4 separate regions of the Homo sapiens genome follow, and all the other regions are linked to region 2. Evidence: chromatin contacts called from ENCODE Hi-C or POLR2A ChIA-PET data. All regions are on one chromosome and are shown on one strand. Each heading gives the region's core, a stretch centred on a gene start or an enhancer-like site at or near the end of the contact. The rest is flanking DNA. Distances are from core to core; before and after follow the strand shown. Region 1 overlaps PMEPA1 (prostate transmembrane protein, androgen induced 1). Region 2 holds the start of ATP5F1E (ATP synthase F1 subunit epsilon). Region 3 holds the start of RAE1 (ribonucleic acid export 1). Region 4 has its middle 44 kb from the start of CTCFL.

The links. A loop is a pair of places that touch in the nucleus more often than their neighbours do. ChIA-PET counts read pairs that join two places held with the same protein, here RNA polymerase II (POLR2A). Pooled maps may share reads with other maps.
Region 1: a pooled map shows a loop between it and region 2 (4-fold over the local background). The contact joins the enhancer-like site here to the promoter of ATP5F1E in region 2. A Hi-C loop is called at or near these places in 2 of 37 single-sample maps with no recorded cell type and 2 of 50 pooled maps. POLR2A ChIA-PET finds 5 or more read pairs at or near these places in 1 of 52 experiments (PC-3).
Region 3: a loop to region 2 is called in a pooled map, with 12 times the contacts of the local background. The contact joins the promoter of RAE1 here to the promoter of ATP5F1E in region 2. A Hi-C loop is called at or near these places in 6 of 50 pooled maps.
Region 4: a loop to region 2 is called in a pooled map, with 4 times the contacts of the local background. The contact joins the enhancer-like site here to the promoter of ATP5F1E in region 2. A Hi-C loop is called at or near these places in 1 of 168 maps with a recorded cell type or tissue (ascending aorta), 1 of 37 single-sample maps with no recorded cell type and 2 of 50 pooled maps.

Annotation. Positions count from the first base shown.
Region 1 is chr20:57,679,545-57,683,066 of GRCh38, reverse strand. All of the region lies in intron 1 of PMEPA1 (prostate transmembrane protein, androgen induced 1), which reads left to right. Among named protein-coding and RNA genes, the nearest start is that of PMEPA1, 29 kb to the left of the region's middle. RefSeq lists enhancers at 601-1,101, 1,411-1,460, 1,551-1,610, 2,021-2,130, 2,511-2,580 and 2 more and a silencer at 1,029-1,192. Within about 2 kb of position 1,711, at least 10 of the 41 ENCODE cell types and tissues checked have a DNase peak (open chromatin) inside an H3K27ac peak, as active enhancers do.
Region 2 is chr20:59,029,905-59,033,685 of GRCh38, reverse strand. It overlaps ATP5F1E (ATP synthase F1 subunit epsilon), which reads left to right and starts at 1,351. Exons shown (of 3, transcript NM_006886.4): 1 at 1,351-1,466; 2 at 3,257-3,383. The coding sequence starts at 1,435. The coding sequence ends at 3,380. It overlaps PRELID3B (PRELI domain containing 3B), which reads left to right. Exons shown (of 6, transcript NM_016045.3): 6 at 1-541. SLMO2-ATP5E (SLMO2-ATP5E readthrough) reads left to right here. Exons shown (of 6, transcript NR_037930.1): 5 at 3,257-3,383. RefSeq lists a silencer at 1,108-1,397 and an enhancer at 1,418-1,557.
Region 3 is chr20:57,349,028-57,352,810 of GRCh38, reverse strand. RAE1 (ribonucleic acid export 1) reads right to left here and starts at 1,556. Exons shown (of 12, transcript NM_003610.4): 1 at 1,389-1,556. RefSeq lists enhancers at 1,087-1,166, 1,357-1,925.
Region 4 is chr20:57,478,979-57,482,823 of GRCh38, reverse strand. No RefSeq gene overlaps it. Among named protein-coding and RNA genes, the nearest start is that of CTCFL, 44 kb to the left of the region's middle. RefSeq lists enhancers at 1,247-1,466, 1,677-1,726, 1,737-1,856. Within about 2 kb of position 1,908, at least 3 of the 41 ENCODE cell types and tissues checked have a DNase peak (open chromatin) inside an H3K27ac peak, as active enhancers do.

The sequences.
Region 1 (3,522 bases), core at 462-2,961, 1.4 Mb after region 2:
GGCGTGAGAGATGACATTGAAAAAGGTCTGGCTTTTAGAGCTCAAACCTGGGAGGCTTGGACTCTTTTTTCTTCTTCTTCTCCTTTTCTGAAGAGTTGGAGAAGCCGGAGTTTCAAGACCGTCTTGGTGTGCTGCCTTATTTAGGAGGCGAGCTGCTGCTCATTTGTCAGGCAAAACAGATGTGGTGGGGAGACAACATCTATTTTCATAATTCGAAACAAATCTGGCGAGCCGCCTTCCTTTTCAGCGGGGCCTGCTCATGCAGAAAGCCCAGCTCCCAGGCAGCATCTAGCAGAAATATTTATAGCTCATCCATTGAACTTTCCTTCCTCCAGGAGGAGTTGGTTTCTGCTGGCGATGGGGACACAGACTTGACAGGGAGTGGGTGCTGTTTCAGGGATTTTTTTTAAATCAAAAACTGGAGGAGTGTGGGTCACAGCCAGCGACGCAGCTGTGCCTCTCCTTCTCGTGTCCTTTCGTCTTCCAGGTGTGGGGCGGTGGGCACGGGAGCCTGCTCTGTAGCATTCAGCAGCCTCTTTACTGGGAGGGCAGTTAAAGGCTGACTTTGAAACTCCTCTGGGCCGGCGCCTAGGACCCCGACACTCCAGGGAGACCCAGAACCTGGGCCCCTAGTTACCAGTGACTTTGTGCTTAGGTATGCAAGGGCAGCGGGCTGTCATTTCCCCATTTTATGGATGAAACCACCGAGGCTCAGAGAACAGCTTGCCCAAGGTCACACAGGGAACCGCTGGTGGAGCTGGTCCCCCGCTCTGAGCACCATTCACACTCAGCTCAAGCCTTCATTCCCACTGGGAGCCTTTGCTACGCCGTCACCTCCCATCGAAGGTAGCTGTGTCTGTCTGTGTGTAATAGTGACCTAAGGAAGGAGGACAGACCCGGTATTTGGGCGAATCACCCATCTTCTGTTCATTTATCCAGTAGGTGAGCTCCTTCCCTGTGCCACTGGAGATGGGAGGACCTGGTGAATGGAACAGGCCTGAGCCTGCCCTCAGGGAGCTACTAGTCTGGTGCAGATGGGAAACAGAGTCAGATACTGAACGGAGGAGGAGATTCGACAGTGTCACATGACTGTGCCTGGGGGCTGCTTTATTGGTCTGAGAGGGTCTCTCAGCAGGGCTGACCTTGTGCTGAGAATGAGGGATGAGAAGGAGTCAGCGGTGGGAAGACCTTGGGGGGAGTACCTCAGGCAGAGAGGAGAAGCCGAGAGGGTGAGGTCTGCTAAGCTAGGTGTGGTGGCCATGTCCAGTTCCCAGCTGGCCGTGTCACCTTGAGGGGGGACTGACCAGGTTGCAGTTCCTTCTTCTGTAAAATGAGGGGGTGACTAAAGCGTACACAAGTTCTGATTCTGGGAAAACCACAGAGAATCGAGTTTTGTAAGGTGCTGCCAGCAGGGGAGGAGGTGGAGGGTACGTGGAGAGCTCTATTATTGCTTACAGAATTGAACGTGAAACGACAATGGTTGCTAAATTAAAAAGTTGGTTATTTTAAGCAGTGAAAGGTCTGGGAGGGCCGTTCCCTTCTTGATGCTGGGACCACCCTTGTAAGAGGCAGCGCCACACCATCCTCACGGTCGTCTCAGGCAGGGGACACCCTAGAGAGGTCTCTCGCTGTCACCCGCAGATGGCAGAAGTGGGACTGGCTCCGGGGCAACCCCTGGTTGCCTCGCACAGGGCTCCCTCCCTGGCAGGAAGGAGGCCCATGCAGGGTGAGGGTGCCCTCAGGAGCTCAGGCAGGCGGCAGGTTTGGAGGGACGGGGGTTCCCAGTGGCAGTGATGGAGGGGTGTTTCTCATTCCCCACTGCCGTGATTCCATGCAAGTGGATGGAGCGTGCTGGAGAGGTCAGGAAGGAGCATGGGCGCCTGCCTCACCCCTGCCCCACCAGCACTCAGGCAGGCCTCACAAATCACAATGGGCCCTGTCCCTGGTAGCACCCAGGGTTGATGAATGGGGACTCCCAGGCCCTGGGGCACTTGGAAATCCCTCATGCAAAAGGTGGAAACTAGAAGTTGTCCTGCAGATTGACATTCTCAGAACTCCTTCCCTCCCTTCCTCACTGACCCGGCCCCGACCCGTGGGATGATTTTCATTCTCCTGCCTCCAGAGAAGGACCTGTGCTTACGTCCTCACGCAGACTGCTCTCCGCCACTTTCCCTCACCCATGTATTCATTTCACAAGCATTTACGAAGTGCCTCCTGTGTGTCTGGCATGGTGGTTGGTGCCAGTGTGCGTTGATCGGTGATCAAGGTGGTTGCGACTCCAGCCTACAGAAATGTACAATCCAAGTGTGAAATGAACAACTGCCCTTTCCTAAGCGTTTGCTTTCAAAGCAGATGTTTTTAGACTAAGTTGTTGTTATTCTTCAAACCGGTTGTGTGTGGTTTCAGTCCCTGCTTCTGTCTTCACATTGAGGCCTAATTAGGAATCAGCTGTTGCCTAGCTAATGTTTATTGAGCAAGCACTATGCACCCGGCACTGTGCCTGAGATATTCACTATCATCTGATTTAATCCAGAGTTTCTCGACCTTGGTGCTGACGTTTGGGCTCAATAATTCTTTTCTGTGGGGGACTTCCCTGTGCGTGGCAGGGTGGATGTTTAGCTACTTCCCCTCGCCCACTGGATGCTAGTAACACCCCCTCCCAGTTGTGGCAACCACAAGTGTTTCCAGATATGGCCAGATGTCCCCTGGGGCAAAATCATCTCCGGTAGAAGAACCACACCTTAGCCCTAGCAGCTGCCCTTGAGGTCCCAGTCCCTTCATCTGCAGAATGCGGGTGTTGACGGGACTCCCCAAAGCGGCTCCTTGGGAGCTTTGAATGATATAATGCACTTAAAGCTCTTAGCACAACCCAGCTAAAGCTGGAGTGGCTGCAGCTCTCCCCGCTGGTGTGTCTGAGTGTCTGACGGGCAGAAGTCGTTTTTACCATCCACTCATCCCCCGACGGTTCCCTGGGGCTTGCAGTGCAAGCCAGACTCCATGCCACAAGCTAGGCTCACCTTGCAAAGATGGTCAAGGTCACAGCCATTGTGACCCTCACTCCCACCAGGGATGCCTGCGTGGACAGCCTGTACCCAAGGAACTGGAAGGCGCAGGCTCTGGCTCTAGCCAGCTTTGCACGGTTGCTCTGTGTCTCTGGGCAACTCCCTCCCCCTCTCTGGCCCTGTCCTTTTCTCATCTGACCCATTTTAGGGGCTTCTAAGCCACTCTCCTCCCCTAGAAACTCAGTATCTAAGAGGGTGAGTTTTTTCCCAAGGTTTTCCCCTGGGTCGTTTACAATTCTGATCACTTAGGGATCTCTGAGCCACTCACAGTGCCAGGTGACCACCCCCTTCCAGCATAACAAATTCACCTATGTGGCTCCAGCAGTTGCTTTCACATCCTGGGCTTCATAATTGAACAAGTGGTTCCTTCACTAAGGAAGCGAGCGCCTGGTTGGAATCTGTTCATCCATAGCGGGCGCTTGTAAGTCCATTCCCTGCAGGTCCCGGAACCCGCCACTGA
Region 2 (3,781 bases), core at 102-2,601:
TCATGTTTCCTATCCAAGAGACCAGTTAATATATGTACATAAACCACAGAAATAGTATAACACACTATTTTTAAATTATCGTTTTCCTACTTAAATTTTGTTTAGCTTAAGACTTCTTAGGACATTTGTAAAAGCAGGTTAAATTTAATAAGGTTTCTGATTTTTTTTTGTAACCGGAGATAGTTTTTACAAGTGAAATAACATTTCAGCTAAATAAAACATCGCTAAATAATTGATATTTGATGAAAATCTGCTTTGTATAATTTCTGTAAATTATCCTTGTTCTGAAAAAGGTGTAATGCCCTAATATTTTTAAATCCTTATCCTTTGATTTTTTAAAAACTGACCTATTGATAAAACTATAAATTTTCATTTTCCAGTGCAGTTAGTTACCTTTTTAAACATAAATGCACAACAAGCAAATGAATTTAAGAGAACTAAACTGGAATAAGTGTTCATAAATGAAACCCTTGGACTATTTAATAAAGTTGAAATGTGAATTAAGGAAAACTTTTGTTAATAAAAACTTTCTTTTAAGTGATGTTTTTCCTGATTATAATTTCTTTTTAGTAATTAAAGGTGAAGGGCAAAGGCTTTTTTTTCTTTATGAGAGAAACACTTTAATTCCTAGACTGTGAGCCTTCACTGCGTTGGGTTAGTTTCTCTAAATCACAGGCTCTGAGATGAGCATTTTCCCGGCCGCCTGGCAGTTCCCTGTGCCTCCAGTGGGTTTTCCTCACATTTTTCTTCCCATCCATTCCGGGCAACAGTGACAACTGTTGCCTTACCCTCCGTCTTGTCGCACATCGGAAGCAGGTCCTAGAACTACAGAAAACGCTAGGGGGTCCTCCACTGGGTTTCCAGGGTTTAGTGTCACTCCGAGAAAGGGGGTGCCCTAAGAGCCTTTCTAAATCTCAGCTCTCAGGACACGCTTGTCTGTCCACAGATTTAAAAAAGCCGGCGCCGTTTCCCTGAAGCGGGCGCAAAGCCAGGCCCTCGGGGCGGCCGTGCCCGCGCCGCCTCGCGTCCTCGCTTCCCGAAAGCACGCGGCTCAGTGGTCCTTAGCGAGCGGGGACACCCCGGCCTTCTTGCCCCCGTCGTCCCCGCCGGGGTAATACGGAAGGTCGGGGGACACACGCCCCGGGAGCTCTTGGAGCCAATAGGTGGGCGCGGCCGGCCGGCCCGCCCCGGGATTGGCACCCGCAGTCCAGACCGCGCGCGCCCATTGGCTCCCGGCGCCGGGGGGCTTCCGCGGCAGGGCAGCAGGGGCCGTGCTCAGGGGCGGGGCCGGGTAGGAGGCGGTGATTGGCAGGTCCGCACGCCCCGCCTCTTCCGCTTCTGTGGTCTGATCTTCCTGCGGCTGAACCGCCCGGCTGAGCCGACATTGCCGGCGTCTTGGCGATTCGGCCCGACGAGCTCCGCTTTCGCTACAGCATGGTGGCCTACTGGAGACAGGCTGGACTCAGGTAGGCCCAGGCCTCCAGAGGGAAGGGCTTCGCGAGCCGGCCCGCGCGCATCCCGGTGCCCAGAGGTCATGCAGGACACAGAGCAGCGGCCCCACGCGTGACCGGGGTTGGGCCAAGCCTCGGGCGTCGCCGCCAAGATGGCGTCGCTGTGGGCAAAGCGCTCAGGCGGGCGCGGCCTCGACCTCGCGTGGGAGCGCGTCTGTGTCCTGCCTCGCTTCCCGACGGTGCGGCCCAGCACCCACAGAGTGCCCCTGGACACCTTTGTGAATGGCAGGTTTCTCGAGAGAGAGGCCAGCTCTTATTTAGCAAACCTTTTTCTTCTAGAATGGTGCTGGAGCCAGGTGGTGAAAGTAGTACAGTCACATCCACCTCGGGAAACAGGAGATTTCTCTCCACGTGACCGCCGTTAGCAGCTTTGACCTTTAATCCAGCATCGAGGTGGAGCCTTTTACAACTTTACACATTTTTTTTTTAAACTTTTAAGTCCTGTTGATTTCAGGTTTCCTTATGTCTAAAAGGGGTGAAAGCCATAACTGTCGAGAGCCCCTCACAAAGATGAGAGGTGGCTCCTGGAAAGCTCAAATATGGAACCCACTTGAGGACATGGTGTCTCATAGTGGAACCGCAAACCATTGGTCTAGCTGTCACATCCGATTTTTTTTTACCCGTGCACCTGAGTGAGCAGAAGTACCTTGCTCTAGGTGACACACCTTGTTAGTTGACTGGATGGTGTAGCACTTTACATTTTGTGGGTACACTACAGCGGAGCTTCCCGACTTGCTGAGGTCAAGCCAGCGAAGTCTTGTAGAATTGGAAGGATGGAAGGATGATAGTCCCAGTAGTAGATACCGTTTATTAGGCAACCTACCCTGTGATCCATACTTTTTCACACTTGTTTTTCCTCCTCCCAGCTATCAGCAGGACAGGTATTATTGTCCTTTTATTCTGTTGTTTTTTTCAGGTGAGTGAGTAAACGTGCTGAAAAGGTTGAACAGCCTGAAGGTCACCCAGTTAGTAAGAATGGAAGCAGGCATTGGAACTCATACCTCTGAGTCCCCAAAATAAATTCTAAAACATGAGAAAATAGCACCCCTCCCCGCTTCCTGTTTTTCAAAAGTGGGAAAGGTGATCTGACATCTTTTGGAAACTACAGTGTTGATGGGAGTCCATCTACCAAACAGGAAGCAGGTTTTACAGTTTTGCTAGAATTGATGATGTTCTCTAAGCACTTTTCAGTTTGATTTAGAAATCTTCATTAGGAGGTTATTTTCAGTGGCAGACTTGTGAGACAGAATTCAGTATTCTCAGAGAAGAGTTTAAATAATTTAGAACGAATTGTTTTAATTCAAAATAGTTTTCTCTTATGTATACCTCATTTTCCAAGAATAATATAATTAAAGTTTTAAGGAGAGAAATCGAGGAGAGAATTCATGATTCATGTTATAGTCTCTAAACATTTCAGTCTCTTTTTTTCTATGCTGTGGGATTTTTAAAAACATTTATGCATCTTTCATTTTGAATTAATATACACTAAAGAGAAAACACAGTACAAAGAAGAAAAATCAAAGATCATCCATCCAAACACCAGTTAATACTTTGGTACATTTTTTTCTAGTTCTTTTTCTTTGTATAGATACTTTTTGGCATTAGTCATATTTTTAAATCCAATTCTACAATAAGGTACAACCAAACCAAAATAAAAAGTACAGGAAGAAAAGCGAAAACACAGTAACAGCTGTCTGGCTGGAATATTGATAATTAACCATATACCTTCTCTCATTTTCTCCCAGCTACATCCGATACTCCCAGATCTGTGCAAAAGCAGTGAGAGATGCACTGAAGACAGAATTCAAAGCAAATGCTGAGAAGACTTCTGGCAGCAACGTAAAAATTGTGAAAGTAAAGAAGGAATAATCTGTAAGTTATGGATTTATTTAGAAGAACAGTTGCATCTTAAGTTTTTGGAGCACCATAAAGATCAAAATAATTTTAGTTTTGGGTTCTATTCATTTTTTAGTCAGTGTATTTGGAAGTTAGTTATTGGGATGGTATAATTTAAAGCATGCAGGTTATAGAAGTCCCCTGGCCTAATAAAAAGAAAGTCTTCTTGGGCCCTGACAAGCAGAAGTAATTGGCACATTGATTTTCAGTTCATTTAGCAATGCTTAGGTAGAGAGCCATCGTATTTGAATTAAACCTGTTTCATTTGTCTGCACAAATCAAATAATTTGGAGGATGAACTCCCCACTTGTATAATTGCAATTGGAGTTACATAACAGTCCAAGAGCATGAAAAACTACAGTTCTTTACATTTT
Region 3 (3,783 bases), core at 307-2,806, 1.7 Mb after region 2:
GGCTTTGGACGGGTCACTTAACCTTGATTTTCTCATCTGTAAAACAGAGACACTAATATCTACTTCACAGAGTTATGAGAACTAAATGAAGCCACACACACACACTGCCTAAAGCACTACAGGTTCTTAATAAATATTACTTTCACTCTATTCCTCTACCTCAACCTTCAAGTTGGGAGAGAACATTTCTGCCATTAGGGATGAACTTAGGAAAAAGAACATGGTAGGTGAGAATCGTTCGTGTTAGTCAGTGTGGACCACACCTTATGCTGAGCACTGGGAAGCTTCCAAAGTTCAGAAGGCACAGTCATCTGTGGGACCCACCTAATCTCTTCCCGCTCTCTCCCGCCTTGCTGCACCCCAGCCCTCCTAGCTCTGCTGGCTTCCTTTCTCCGCTGAACACAACAAGCTCATCCCTGCCTTGGAGCAAACCTAGTGCTGTTCCTTCAGCTTGGGATGATTTGCTTCTCCCTCCCCACAGCTACCTCCGTTTGAATCTTCATATCCCAGTTCAAAAGTTGCCTCCTCCGAACTTCTTGGGGTGATGAAAATGTCCCAAATTTGAACTTGCCATGTTTACGCAACTGCATAAAATTTCCAAACTCACAATATACACTTTCAATGGTTGAAATTAATGTTATTTTATACTTCAATAAAGCTGTCACACGTATTCTTTTTTAAAGTCACCTCCTCAGACGCTTCTTTGCCAACTTTAACATATCTAATCTTCCATCACATCCCCTGGAATTTCTTGTTTACACTCAAAATCTCTTCCCCCCCAGAATGCTGGCTCCAAGAGGGCAGCCACTTGCCTGGATTCTTCCCTTAATGCATACTGGGTCCCACAGTACAATGCCTGGCCCAGGGCGGCTGGTGTTTAATACTACTTGCCTGGAGAAGTACTGCCTGTACGGTGGCACCTATATACGTATACAATAAATACTTGGCGGGCTAAGACAGAAACAGACTTAGTTTCAGAGACTGGTAACTGCTACGAAAGAAATGGAGCAGGTTGACGTGGAAGAGGCTAAAAGGGGACGCCCTTCTGCAAAGCGGCCAGGGAAAGCTTCTCCCAGGAGCTGACATGTATCTGACGAGACGCCAGACGTGTAAGGGGGAGGGACAGAGGCGACACACACTGCATTAACGCAATGTGACCCTTCCCAGAGGCTCAGTTCCCCCACAAGAGAAACGATGGATTAGGCCCTAGGTGACCCCTAAGGCCATTTCCAGCTCTGACCTCGCTTCCAGGGCCCAGTAACGAAGCTTAGTCAACAGTCCCGCTCGCGCCCCAGCATCCCGCAGAAGCGCGCTCCCGGGAGGCAACTCGGCCTCTGCGGGAGCCATGGCGGCGGTTAACGACGGGACGCGCGCGGCACGGGGCCTACCTGGGGGTCTCGCCCCGGCGGAAAGCGGCGGCCGGGAGCAGAAGGGTCTGAGGAGTTTGCGAACCTGCTCTGGCGCGAAGGACGAGGGCCAGGAGCGCGGACAGAAATCCCAGGAGCCCGAAGCCTCCTTAAGCCTGCGGTAGAAACTGCCCTGACTACCGCGGAAACAACGCGCGTGCGCCCTGGAGCCACTTCCTGCGTCGCCCGGAAATCGTCGAAGAAAAAGGCTCCTTTTCCCGCAAGGCGACAGCACATGCGCAAAAACGCTTTACACCAGCAGTTTGCGAATTGGTCCAAAGTTGATGTAGCCGCTGCAAGTTACTAAGCGACTGCTTTTATAAATCCGCAACTGGCCAGGCGCGGTGGCTCACGCCTGTAATCCCAGCACTTTGGGAGGCCGAGGCGGGCTGATCACCTGGGGTCAGGAGTTCAAGACAAGTCTGGCCAACATCGTGAACCGCCCCGCCCCCCGCCCCCCCCGCCCCCCCGCGCCGCCCCCCCCCGCCCCCCGCCCCCGTCCCCCCGCCCCCCCCGCCCCCCCCGCCCCCCGTCCCCCCGCCCCCCCGCCCCCCCGTCCCCCCGTCAGTACTAAAAATACAAAAATTAGCCGGGCATGGTGGCGGGTGCCTGTAATCCCAGCTGCTTGGGAGGCTAAGGCAGGAGAATCGCTTGAACCCAGGAGGTGGAGGTTGCAGTGAGCCGAGACCATGCCATTGCACTCCAGTCTGGACAACAAGAGCGAAACTCCATCTCAAATCAGTCAATCAATCCGCAACTAGGGCTAGTGCAAGGTAGCTAGCTGTTTTCTCTTGTGAATTAATTATTGCATTTATCATGTATAAACATCTAAAAGATTCTGATTGCTTCCAATTCACGTCCAAGGCCAACCTCCGAGAAGCTGCTCTAACGCTGCCTCCGAACAAGGCGAGGTCGGCCGCGGGTTTCCCGCCCTGGCCTCTCCCTGTTTGCCCACTGGGGTACCCTGAGCCCACCTCGGGGCTCTTTGGGCCTCAGTTTCCTGCTGCATGGTGGGGAAAATGATGCCAGGGCTGTTCCTAATTAGGGTCAAGTGAAATCATACGTGAACTACTCTTACTAATAGAACTGTCTGTAGAAATGTTAAGGGATTCTTATTACTCACACACGCCCACTCCAAATATTTCAGTTGGTTGTTTCCTCCCAACCCCTACTTTTAGGAGCATCTGAAGAAGGAAGTGAAGGAAAAGACAGATCACAAGGAAGGGATTTCGTGAGGTTATGTAGCTACCCTGGATTCTCTCCTTCACTACTCAGTGTGGTCTGCGTGCCTTGACCTTCTTAAGGAGGTTTAGGATCTGGGGTATCTTTTTATAAAATGCAGATTCAGTAGGTCTACGATGGGCCTAAAAATCCACATTTCTACCAAATTCCCAGCAGAGGTTGCTGGGCCGTGAACCAGAGTTAAGTACCAAGGCTGTAGATCATTTGGAATCCTGGGCAGCTTTTTAAAAACTGTGATGTTTACACTGCACCCTTAGAGATTCTGATTTAGTACGCCTGGGCTAGAAAAGAGGAAATTAATATTTTTTAAAAGCTCCCCAGGTGATTCTAAGATGCAGCCAAGACTGAGAACCTCTAGTCTAGACGATGATGGTAATAATAGCTCTTTTGAGCATCACCCTATGCTAAGCGCTTTAGATGCTCCATCTCCTGTAGTTTCCAGACCAGCCCTAAAAGATAGGTATTGTGATTATCTCCATTTTATAGATATGGAAAATGAAGCTGACAGAGGTGATGTTGTGTCCGGAATTGGTGGGTTCTTGGTCTCACTGACTTCAAGAATGAAGCTGCGGAGCCTCGCGGTGAGTGTTACAGTTCTTAAAAGCAGCGCATCCGGAGTCTGTTCCTTCTGATGTTAAGATGTGTTTGGAGTTTCTTCCTTCTGGTGGTTTATGGCCTCGCTGGCTCAGAAGCGAAGCTGCAGACCTTCGGGCAGTGAGTGTTACAGCTCTTAAGGCGACGCATCTGGAGTTGTTCCTTCCTCCCGGCGGGCTCGTGGTCTCGCTGGCTTCAGGAGTAAAGCTGCAGACCTTTGCGGTGAGTGTTACAGCTCATAAAGACGACGTGGTCCCAAAAAGCGAAAGAACAAACCTCCCACACCGTGGAAGGTGCCCCGAGCAGATTGCCACTACTAGCTCCGGCAGCCTGCTTTTATTCTCTTATCTGGCCCCACCCACATCCTGCTGATTGGTAGAGCCCAGTGGTCTGTTTTGACAGGTCGCTGATTGGTGCCTTTACAATCCCTCAGCTAGACACAAAGGTTCTCCAAGGCCCCACCAGAGTAGCCAGATACAGAGTGTCCATTGGTGCATTTACAAACCCTGAGCTAGACACAGGGTGCTGATTGGTGTGTTTA
Region 4 (3,845 bases), core at 659-3,158, 1.6 Mb after region 2:
AAAAATGGAAAATCATTTTCTTAATAAGCAGGAGGGATCCCCCAAAGTGAATGCATTGAACCCTCCTCGTGTCTTTAACTTCTGTTGGAGGCTGGGACACAGGAGGCTGGCTGCCAGTGGAGCCTGCCCGAGTGTGAAAGTCAGGCTCACCCCTAAATAAGAAACCTCTTTGTAATCACAAGGATTGGAAAATAACTGGAAAGGGCAGACCTGCCTCAGCTCGGGACTCTATGTTTTTAAGTACTGTGCCCATGCACTTCCACAATTCATCTTGCAAGGCTGCAAGCCACTTAGAAATGAGTGCTGAAAAAACAGAAGCCTTGAACGTGAGGGATGCGGGCTACAGGGCGTTTCTGTCCAGCCACCTGCACGGCCTTCATTCAGCTGAGGTGTCCGTGAGCACTGCACAAGAAGTACCAATTACAAGGCCAGTCCAGGGCTCCGGAGTCAAATTAAAACTGTGTCCCAGTTCCTGCCCCACCGCTAGGTGACCTTAAGCAAGGCCCTAGACTTCTGGGAGCCCGATTTCCTCAAGCCAATCAATACACGTTAATTGAATGCGCTTCCCAGCTACCAGGGAAATGGGGAGGAGAAAATGTGGTTTTCACCATAAGGATGCCGAAGACCTCTCCTTGCCCTCTCCTCCCCCTCTCCTCCCCCTCTCCTCCCCCTCTCCTCCCCCTCTCCTCCCCCTCTCCTCCCCCTCTCCTCCCCTTCTCCTTCCTGTTTCCTTCCTGTTGCTTGGGGTCCTGCAGAGCAGGTGCCCCCTGGCCTGTGTTACAGGGCTTCTCTCAGAGGCATGCTGGGAAGCAATGGCTTTGGGGGGACCCCTGTTTGTAGCATTTGCCATTTCCATGCTGGCAGATTTCCTGCTATCCAGAGGACGCACAGGAATGCACGTCCAGACCTAAAGCATTTCCTTCCCCCAAATGCAGCCGAGGTGGCACCCCAAGAGCCTGGGGAATGGTGAAGTGCAGTATGCTAATTAGGGAGTGAGGTGTCCTGAGGAGCTATTATCTCTGTTTTTAATGTAATTCCTTTAATTACATGTTTGTATCATTTAATTTTAATATTGGCCATATTTAACAACACATATGCAAATAATCTAGCCATCAGCGTTTGTAGGTTCACTGGCAGGAGCCGGGTGGTGCACACTGTGGCCTGCTGAGCCTGCATAGACAGAAAGTTCCACAGTAGCTCCCCCGACACAGCCCAGGGCAGGGGCTCAGGCAGCGCCTGCACTCCGTGTTCTCCCTGCCTGCTCTTGGTTGCACCTTCCGGTGTCACTCCAGTCTTAGTGGGGCTCTCCTCTCCTGGTGGCACAGAGGTGGACAACAGTCCCAGGGGTCCCAAGGGATCCTTGGGGATCCCAGCTGAAGGTCTCTGGCCTCTGGGTCCCAGCGATGTCCTGAACCAGGGGCCATACGGTGCTTGGCTTGGCCGGCCCTGACCACTCCCCTCCCCTGGGTCTGGAGGTGGAGGGCAGCATTATGTGGACTAGAGCTGGGGGCAGGTGTCCCAGGGAACATCTGGTGGCATTAGGGAAGAGGGGGCTGTGACTGTCCGGCAGTCAGAAACATGGAGGGTCCGCCACAACCTCAGAAGCTCCTGGTCAACTGTGCAATCCTGTTTCAGCATTCTGTCGGAGGCTTTACAATCTCGAGATATTTTTAAACCTTTTGGTGCTTGGGGTTGTCAGATTTCGGAAGTAATACACCCTTGTTTAACAGGGGAAACAGTAATATTCAGCCCTGCATGAGAGTGAGGTAATCACCTCCACAGCCCCTTCCTCCCCCACTTGCGGGGGGCTCCTTCCACGCCCCGCTGCTGGCTGTGCTGACTCAGACACACGTGCACGGTGCAGGGGTTGCTTTGCATTTGCTACCGTAGACCCAAAACACACACAGGATTCTGCACCTGGCTTTTTTTCACTGCACAGTAAAGCTTGGGGTTCCCTACCAGAGAGAGCCCTGCAAACAGGAGGGTTTGCTCTCACTAAACCGGAGGCTGGGAGCCTTTTCATTCATTGCTCCTTCTGAAGGCGTAGAAAAGCAAAGATCTCTTGAGATTTCTAAATTTGGTCAGAGTGTACAGGGCCGTGCAGGGTGCCTGTGTGCTAAAAATATCAGCCCGGGTCTGGGGTGATGGCTGCGCGCTCAGAGAAGGGGCTGTGGGGAAGATGGCTGGAGGCGTACCTGGGGTCCCAGACAAGGCTGCCTCAGCCTCCTCCAAGGGCCTGGGCCTCCCCACACTGACATCCATGCTGCCAGCCATGCGTGCGGCACAATCATGGCTTAGGGAAGCTGCCCCAAATTGAGTAACCCTTCACCTGAGGTCCTACACCCAGGGGTTGAACACCACCTCGGGATTGGGATCCTGTCTAGGATTCACCCGCACCGATATTTACTTATTTCCAACTCACTTTTTAAAATCAAATGCATTTATTTTAAAATAAAATCTCACAGTGCTACAGTACACGGGAAACCCATATCACTTGTCTTAAATGGTAATGATAGGTAGACATCATATATCTCATATATAAAATTATAATAGGCCAGGCGCAGTGGCTCACACCTATAATCCCAGCACTTTGAGAGGCCGAGGTGGGCAGATCACCTGAGGTCAGGAGTTCGAGACCAGCCTGTCCAACATGGTGAAACCCCGTCTCTACTAAAAATACAAAAATTAGCTGGGCATGGTGGCAGGTGCCTATAATCTCAGGTAATCGGGAGGCTGAGGCAGGAGAATTGCTGGAACTCAGGAAGCAGAGGTTGCAGTGAGCCGAGATCATGACATTGCACTCCAGCCCAGGCAACAACAGCAAGACTCCATCTCAAAAAAAAAAAACAAACACCAAAACAAAAATACAAAAATTAGTTGGGCGTGGTGGTGCACACCTGTAATCCCAGCTACTTGGGAGGCTGAGGCAGGAGAATCCCTTGAACCCGGGAGGTGGAGGTTGCAATGAGCCGAGATCACGCCACTGCACTCTAGCCTGGGTGCTATAGTGAGACTCCATCTCAAAAAAATAAAATAAAATAATAATATTGTTATTACTGTTATTAACATTTGTGGGTGTTTGCTCTGGGTCAGGCACTGTTCTGATACACTAGCATGTTAACTGGTTTAATCCTTGCAACAGTCCCTGGGGGAGGTCCAGGGTTGGTGCTCCCTAATAGCCTCATTTTAGGAAAGTAGTTTAGGGCCTCAAAAAGACACATCGCTGCTAAACCAAAGACAGGGACCACTGAAATCGTAGTGAAACACCTCTGGTGGATTTTGGATCTGAATTTGCTTCTGCATTTGCTTTATTCATTCATTCACTGATTCCCTCATTCATTTGTTTGGCAATGTCTGCTGAGAACCCACTCTGTGCCCCACACTGGGAAGGCGGAGAGTGGGTCCTGTCCCAGCCCTCCTTAGCAGGACTGCAATGGGGAAGGCTGCATTAACCAACAGGCATGGTGTGGTGGGCACTTCGGAGCTACAAGATGGGTGAGGAACAGGGTGTTCACCAGCCTAGGCTAGGAGGGTGCTGCTGGGTCAAGTTTCTAAACTTTTAAGGATGAAAATAGGTGAAATTAGGGAAGAAAGGAGGAGGATATGGGTGAAAAAATGAAAAAATGGGTGAAGCAAGTTTCATGTCTTCATTGGATACCCCTATTGTTAACATACTGGAAGAAGAATTTAACCTCATTTTCCTTATCTGTAAAATGGAAACAATGGTACCAGCTTCAAAGCATAACGCCAGATTTTTGTTTTGTTTTGTTTTTTGAAACAGAGTCTTGCTCTGTTGCCCAGGTTGGAGTGCAGTGGCGCGATCTCGGCTCACCGCAACCTCTGCC